Regions from separate parts of the Homo sapiens genome. Here region 2 is linked to region 1. The links are chromatin contacts, found by Hi-C or POLR2A ChIA-PET in ENCODE. All regions are on one chromosome and are shown on one strand. The core of a region is the stretch at or near the end of the contact, and the rest is flanking DNA. Distances in the headings are between cores, read along the strand shown. Region 1 overlaps LOC105376208 (a long non-coding RNA gene). Region 2 has its middle 380 kb from the start of KLF4.

The links. Hi-C counts contacts between places; a loop is a spot of excess contacts on that map. ChIA-PET counts read pairs that join two places held with the same protein, here RNA polymerase II (POLR2A). Pooled maps may share reads with other maps.
Region 2: a loop to region 1 is called in a map with no recorded cell type, with 2.2 times the contacts of the local background. The contact joins two enhancer-like sites. A Hi-C loop is called at or near these places in 7 of 37 single-sample maps with no recorded cell type and 3 of 50 pooled maps. POLR2A ChIA-PET finds 5 or more read pairs at or near these places in 1 of 52 experiments (HEK293).

The regions. Positions count from the first base shown.
Region 1 is chr9:107,748,492-107,752,087 of GRCh38, reverse strand. All of the region lies in intron 1 of LOC105376208 (a long non-coding RNA gene), which reads right to left. Among named protein-coding and RNA genes, the nearest start is that of KLF4, 260 kb to the right of the region's middle. RefSeq lists enhancers at 68-167, 209-936. Within about 2 kb of position 1,252, at least 33 of the 41 ENCODE cell types and tissues checked have a DNase peak (open chromatin) inside an H3K27ac peak, as active enhancers do.
Region 2 is chr9:107,865,251-107,868,891 of GRCh38, reverse strand. No RefSeq gene overlaps it. Among named protein-coding and RNA genes, the nearest start is that of KLF4, 380 kb to the right of the region's middle. Within about 2 kb of position 1,770, at least 2 of the 41 ENCODE cell types and tissues checked have a DNase peak (open chromatin) inside an H3K27ac peak, as active enhancers do.

The DNA of each region.
Region 1 (3,596 bases), core at 3-2,502:
AGAAGCCGATGAAAATAACTTTGCAGCTGCCAGGACTAGTCCAAAGTCCCCAAGCGCAGTGACAAGTGAATCACCTCAACGAACGCTTAGTCACTGCAAGGTACTTTCCACACAGACACATGGAGATGGTTACCAAAGAAATGTCTGCTGGCTGCTCTCACATCAGCTCAAAGAAAATGTTGTTGTAACCTTTACTTTGGAGGGGGAAAAAATAGCATCACTTTCCCTTTTCCTTTCCTTTTCTTTTTTGGAGAGAGATTCATTGGCAACATTGTTGAAGTGGTTGTTTTTATTTACCCTGGAGAAAGTTTCCAGATAGCTCTGAATCCAGAGCTTTGTATATGTAGCAGTCCCTTCAAGTCTTAAGCTCTTAGTGTCTAAGTGTGTAAACAACCCCCTTAGAGGAGACTGTCACGGACCATCCAGATCACAGGGCCTCCCATGAAGCTCCCTGATGGCAAGCAGAGTCCTCCAAGCTTTTAAAAGTCAGAGATGGGAGGTCCAAATCCCTCTGCCCTGTATTATCAGTATAGCCTCAGGGCAAAGGGTTCCAACTTCCTGAGCCCCCTACTTCTTTATTAATAACAATGAAGCTTCATTATGTGTACCCACAAGGTGGTTGTGAGAATTAGATGAGGTGGTGTGCAGAAGCATCCCCAACAATGCTTGGCATTCTCATAGTAGTTGATTAGTTAAAGTAAGTTAATCTCTCCTTCTCTCTCCTGATTCTTCCTTTGTTATTTCTCTTGCTGCCTTTCTCTTTTTAAACTCCCTCTCTTCCTTCTCTTTTCTTCCTTGCCAAACTTAATCAACCCTCATTCTCTCCTATTCTCTCCTTTCCTCTCTGCTGTCTGCGTGTTTTTTTTTCCTTCCTTTTTTGCCTTGTTTTCAAGCCTCACCCCCCCCCCCCCCGCCTCCACACACACACACACACACACACTCACAGCCATCTCTCTGGCTGGTACAGCTTTGGCATAAAGCTATTGAAAGCCAGCCAAATTCTGGTTAAAAACACTGCAATTCTTGGCCAGACTTTCTCTCCTTACAAATGAGGGTGATGTTTCAGGCATGGGAAGTCTTCCCATCCATTTAGGCCCCAGGGAAAAAAATAGCAACGCCTCAGTGTGTGGCCTTAGGTGGACAGCGAAGTGGGGCTCTGGGTATTGACAGAAATAAATCTGGTGTTTCTGAAAATTGTGAAACATGCGCAGTGAATGTGTCATCCCAGCAAAAGTGAGTCAGCTCCTAGGCCGGGGCCCAAATCTGGCCGCATTTGCTTTCTAAATAGAAAGTGTATTCCTGGCCAGCCCAACTTAGCAAATCAGCGGTCAATGAGAGTGGAAAGACAGGCAGAAAAAGAGACATGCAAATGTATACTTTGCAAGAAGGTTACTGGAAAAATCAAATTCTCTCTCTGTGATTTTAAAAAAAATCATTCATTTTCTTCTTTTCTTTCTATCCTGATATCTGCATCAAACTTTCCTTTTCATCATTATTTTACCCCTTCTGGAGTGGCCTTCAAAACTAGGAACACAGCAAAGTTGCAACAAAGCAGCCTGGAGTAATTGGGTGCTGTAAACTTTGGGGTGAGACTGACCTGAGTTCAAATTCTGACCCCACCTTCAACAAGTTCTGTGTGTGTTGTGTTGTGTTGTGTTGTGTGTGCATGTGTATGTGTGTGTGTGTGTGTGTGTGTGTCCTTGGGAAAATTTCTAACCTCTCTGAAGATTTAGTATCACTTTAACCAAATGGGAGAAATCCAGTGGAGGGTAAAGTAGGTAACATCAGCAGTGCCTAGTTTATGGCAGGTGTTTGTCATCTCTGAGTCACCTTTCTCTTTTTTAGGAAGGGAAGTATGAGGAACTCTGATGCCTCTTCACTCCCTAGTTCTCTGTCCACATGGGGTTATCTCTTTTAGAGGGTGTGAGCACCCAGAATATGGGAGCAGCAGCTTTGCCTCTTCCACTCCAGACATAGAATTTGGAGAAAAGAAGCAACACCAGGCTCAGGGCCTTCTGCGCCAGCATCATGGACAGGCAGGGCTCCCCTGCATCCCTGGCAAGCCCAGATGCTAGAATCATGTGGCCTCCACTCTGCCAGAGGAAGTGATGCAACTGCCCATTGGCTTTGGGTCAGCGTAGAAGAAAGTGTCCTGTTACAGCGTGGGCGTGGCTGGCTTCAGGGCTCCAGTCTGGTGCCCTGTTCCAAACCCACAGCAGAGGGGCAAGCAGGAGATCCTGCCTTTGTGCATAGACTGCCTGCTGTTTACCCAGCTTTGTGTACCACTATCCGGGCCCTAAAAAGGGCCCAGCCAAGCAAGTCATCTCTGGCCCTTGGCCTCTCCCTTCTCTCTGCTCCAGCTCACAAATTGCCCTCACTACAAACACCTGTTTCCTTTCTCCCAGACCCTGTGGGGTCGAGCTAGTCTATTGACCTCATATGCATGGCAGGGATATAATTGAACTCAATTATAGTAACTACATCCATTAAAAACCTATGTAATGTTCATTAAGCCGCCTAGGTAATATGCAATTAATGGCATTACCATATGAATTGTGCATTGGGTCAATAATATGCAGATTATATGTAATGTTCAGTGTATGTATTAATTACAGCACATGCTGGAAAAGCACAGCACTCCAAGCTTGCAGGTCTGTCCCAGTTAGAAACCCTTTTGATCTCATACAAATCCTATTATAGAAGAGCCTTTTCATTAATTGGAACATTTGCTTTTTGGCTCTTTACACAAAGATGACTATTGGAGAGAAAGGACTCTGAAGAGCTGGTTAGCGCTAGAGTTGGGTAAACTTGAGAAGCCTGTATTGGAGCTACTGCTGGAGAAGAGCCATGACCTTCAGGGCAGAATTCAGGCTTCAGAGTTCTGACCTAGCCTTTGCCTGTAATTTTTCTGCCAATCACTGCCATCTCCAATGGGATGTCCGTCATCTGGGAAATGGACATAATAGGCCTTGATGATGCCTACGTCACCAGTACATTACATAGATTCTCTCACGAGGGAGACTAACATCCTTTGGAAAGGCAGAGTGGTAAAGGCATTAAGCATCATTTCCATGAAGCTCCCAATGGAAAATTTCTTCACTAAAAAAAAAGAACCTGCTCCAGTCCTCCCAGCCTGACCTTCATGTGGGTAGGTTTGTCCAATAATGCTCAACCTTAATGAGAGAGCACCAGTGATGTCCACCCTTTAAGTGGGGTTCTCTCATAGTTTCTCTTCAGAGTATATTACTGGCATTGCCAGGGTCCTGGAGTTACCATCTCTGTTTTAAAGAATTTGGAAACAGAGGCCCTGGTGAACGAAGAGAGTTGCCCAAGTTCATGTCAGAGAGTGTCCTTGACATGAAGGAGATGACAGAGGATGGACAGAGAGATGTGCATCTCAAGTCCTTGTAACTGGCTTCTGACTCTGCACCCAGCCTTCACCTCCTCAGCTGACACGAACAAATTTCTGAACACTCACACCCATCTCGTTCTTCTTCCTGTTGTTGACTATCAGGAAAGCCCTGGTCATCTGACCTCCAAACCATCTGGCAGTCCACACTCTGCTCTCCGTATAACATTCATTTGAGCATTTGGTG
Region 2 (3,641 bases), core at 521-3,020, 120 kb before region 1:
TACAGATGCCATGCCCACATTCCATGGCAGGGAGACTTTGAGGGTCCTGTGTCATGATAGCATGATAGCCGCTGGTTCCCTGGTCAGTCTTCCCTTTCTGCACGGACCACTGCAGCCGAGATACACAGAGGCCCTCGTTGGGATGGGAGGCTCACATCCTCAGCACTGAGTCCAGGAACGGAACAGAAGGCATCTCTGGGCCCAGCCTGTCCCCATCTGCAATAGTGGCCACACCAGGTGGCCTAAACAGGAACACAAAACCTCTGGGAGCAACCTCCTTATCCTCCCATGGGAAGCCCCCCTATATATCCCTTACTAAGGGATTCCAGAGCACCCACTGCTCTGCCTTTTCACATCAGGCAAGTGTCACAATGTGGCTGTGGCAGGTTCCCTTTCCTGAACCCAGTTCCATGTTACAGACAGCTCAGGTCCAAAAGCACCAGGGAAAATTACTCATTCCTTAGCCTTGTCAGGCCCCTCTGTGTTTCTGTTAGATTAGAAGAACTTTTATTTCCTCCTTGCCCCTCTATTTTTGATAGCATATACTTCCTCTATTTGCTGCCCCAATAGTTCAAGCCACCTCCACCCCCACATATCACTTCCACAAGAGAAATAAGCAGAGGTAAATGCACCACTTCTTCCTCAGGTCCCCACAGGGCTCTGCCCTTCCTCCCACTATCACAAATCTCCAGCTCTTGGGATTGTCAGGGCCCCTTGGGACTGTGAGCTTCCCAGGACAAGGCCGCTGCCTGCTTTATTTCTGTCCTATAAGCAGAGCGCGGTGCATAGTAGATATGTGTTTATTAGATATCAATAGGATATAATGAAAGTTGGCTATGCCTTTGTGTTTTGATACTTACCTTGATTTCTTAAAGTGTCTCTGGGTGAATATGCATGGAAAAAGTATGTCCTACATATTCTGTTGCCGTTTTTCCTAAGCTGCAGAATTTCCTATCTCTAGACCTATGTTCGGATGAATGAACTGTTGCACAATAATGATGACAATAATAATAATTTTAAAAAGAATCACAGAAAGGCAAGCCTGGAACATCTCTTAGAAATCAGCTCAATAAAGCCCTATGACCAGATGGATCTTTACACCAGAGGTCTTGTAGTAAGTTTCCGGTAGACATGGGAAGAAAGTGCAAATCTCCAGTCCCTCAGGCACAGCCCTCCCTCCACACACCTCCTCTTTATGTAATCCTCTGTGCAGGATGTGCAGCATATATAGGGGCTGGGTGGGGTGGAGGGGCTTTAGCTGGATGCTCAGCCAAACCAAGAGGTAAGGCCTGCGTACAAGGCCCTTGCAACTTCTTTTATGGAGGGACCATCACTGAAGTAATGCTGACACCCACTCTGGGTCCAGCTCACTGTATATTTGCCTATCTGGTGGCTCCTAGCACAAACTTTCCCTCTGCACTGACCTTCTTCCTTGAAAAGCTCTCCTCCTCCCTCAAAGGACTGAGCCAATGTCAAGGCCACGTTTGCTACTCAGTTCTTGCTCTGGAGAGGCTCTCTGCCTAGGCTTAGGGTACAGTCCCTCTATACCTTCTGACCTACAGGCTCAGCAGTGCCCAGATTCACCAGTGATTCTATGCAGGATGCATGCTATTACCATTAGGACCAAATGTTTGCAAAAGACATCTGACAAAATGTCAGGAGCACATTATCAGAAGGCTTGGTTTTGACAGCCTCTTTGCTTCACTGCCCCAGGGCCACCCCAAGTGAGTGCTTCCTTCTGCCCAAGGAGGCAGAAAGAAACCTGAAGTTCCTGAGGGGAGTTTAGCCACAAATGCAGGAGGAACACTTTCTTCACTGATATTTCAAGATGATTTCACAATCAGTAAACCACCAGCCACATGCAATCACTGGTTGAGAAGCAAAAAGTGCAAGAGTTTGGATTGGAGGAGCATGTATGTGTGAGCATGTGTGTGTGCATATTAAAACACAAAGTAACAGAATTTGAAAGAAATTCAGACAGCCAACAAAATTCCTTGTGATGGCAGTATGGGTTTAGGCCAAAAGAACATGTCTGGGGTAGGGAGAAGAGAGGCTTGTTCAAGTCAAGAGCTTTTGTTAAAATCATCAGATATGAAAAAAGATATCCCCCATGCAAGCACAAAATGTCATATGCAAGCACAAAATGTTATATGCAGGCACAGAATTGTGTTTCTTAAACACAAATAAGTAAATTAATTAATAAGTAAATTAAATAAGTAAAAAATTTGTAAAAAATAAAAAAATTGTAAAAAAAAATAAGTAAATTAAATTAAAGGAAACTCTGGGAATGGTACTGTTATCACCTTCTACATTTAATACTTTTGGGTGCTATGATGTCACAAATTGAAAGAGAAAGATTTTACCAAGGCAACAAGACCATAATTAACAAAGAGTTTTTTTATTTGTTTGCTTATTTATATCAACTCTTTGCTAAAGGAAAAAATATACTTCTAAAGTAGAATTGCAAATAAAATATAGAACACTCAGACACAATTTGAATTTCAGATATACAACAGATATTCTTAAGTATGTCCCAAATATTGCATGGGATATACTTATACTAAAAATAAATAAATAAATAAATAAATAAGACTTTGTTGTGTATCTAAAATTCAAATTTAAATGAGAGTGCTGCATTTTCACTTGCTGAATCTGGCAACCTTATTGACAGGCCTCCAGCCAGTACACGAGTACTTTATTTTGGAAGAATGCAACAATCTCCACCCCTCCCTCAACATTCACAGAACGCCAGCCTGGAAGCTTATCCAGTTCAGTGTTCTCATTATTTTATTTATTTATTTAGCCAGAGTCTTGCTCTGTCACCAGGCTGGAGTGCAGTGGTGCGATCTCAGCTTACTGCAACCTCCACCTCCTGCGTTCAAGCAATTCTCCTGCCACAGCCTCCCGAGTATCTGGGACTACAGGTGCGCCCCACCACACCCAGCTAATTTTTGTATTTTTAGTAGAGATGGGGTTTCACCATGTTGGCCAGGATGGTCTTGATCTCTTGACCTTGTGATCTGCCCACCTCGGACTTCCAAAGTGTTGGGATTATAGGTGTGAGCCACTGCGCCCGGCCAGTGTCTTCATCTTATAGATTAAAAAAACTGAAGTCAGAGAGAAGTAACTTGCTCAAAGTCACACAAGGATTCAGTGGTACAATAAGAATAAAAACTCTCTCATTGCCCCAGTTGGGTTTGCCGTGAATGACAAAGAGGCCCAAGTTACTGTAAGAGCCTTCACCCAGGATGATTCAAAGTTCAAAGAACTCCAGAGTTGGATATAGGTGGATACAGATCCAAGGTGCTTGGGCCTATTCACTTGAAAGTGTTAGTTAAAAGTTCAGGAATCATGAATTGCAATAATGAAATAATACATGAAATCCACCGTATAAAATAAATTAAAACTGTAACTGCTTTGGTTGAATCAAGGTTAGGGTGCAGGCCTCTTGGCCCTCTCTTTCTCTACTAAAGCATCCCAAAATTATCTTCATGGGTTGTCTTGAGTTTCATCAAGTATCATGGAACCACCACTAATGTGATAGAACAAGCAGCAGCTTTGGATACGGAAACTCAAATACTAACTTCTCTGAGTCTCAATTTCCTCATCACTCAGAGAAAATAACAATTACTAATATCACC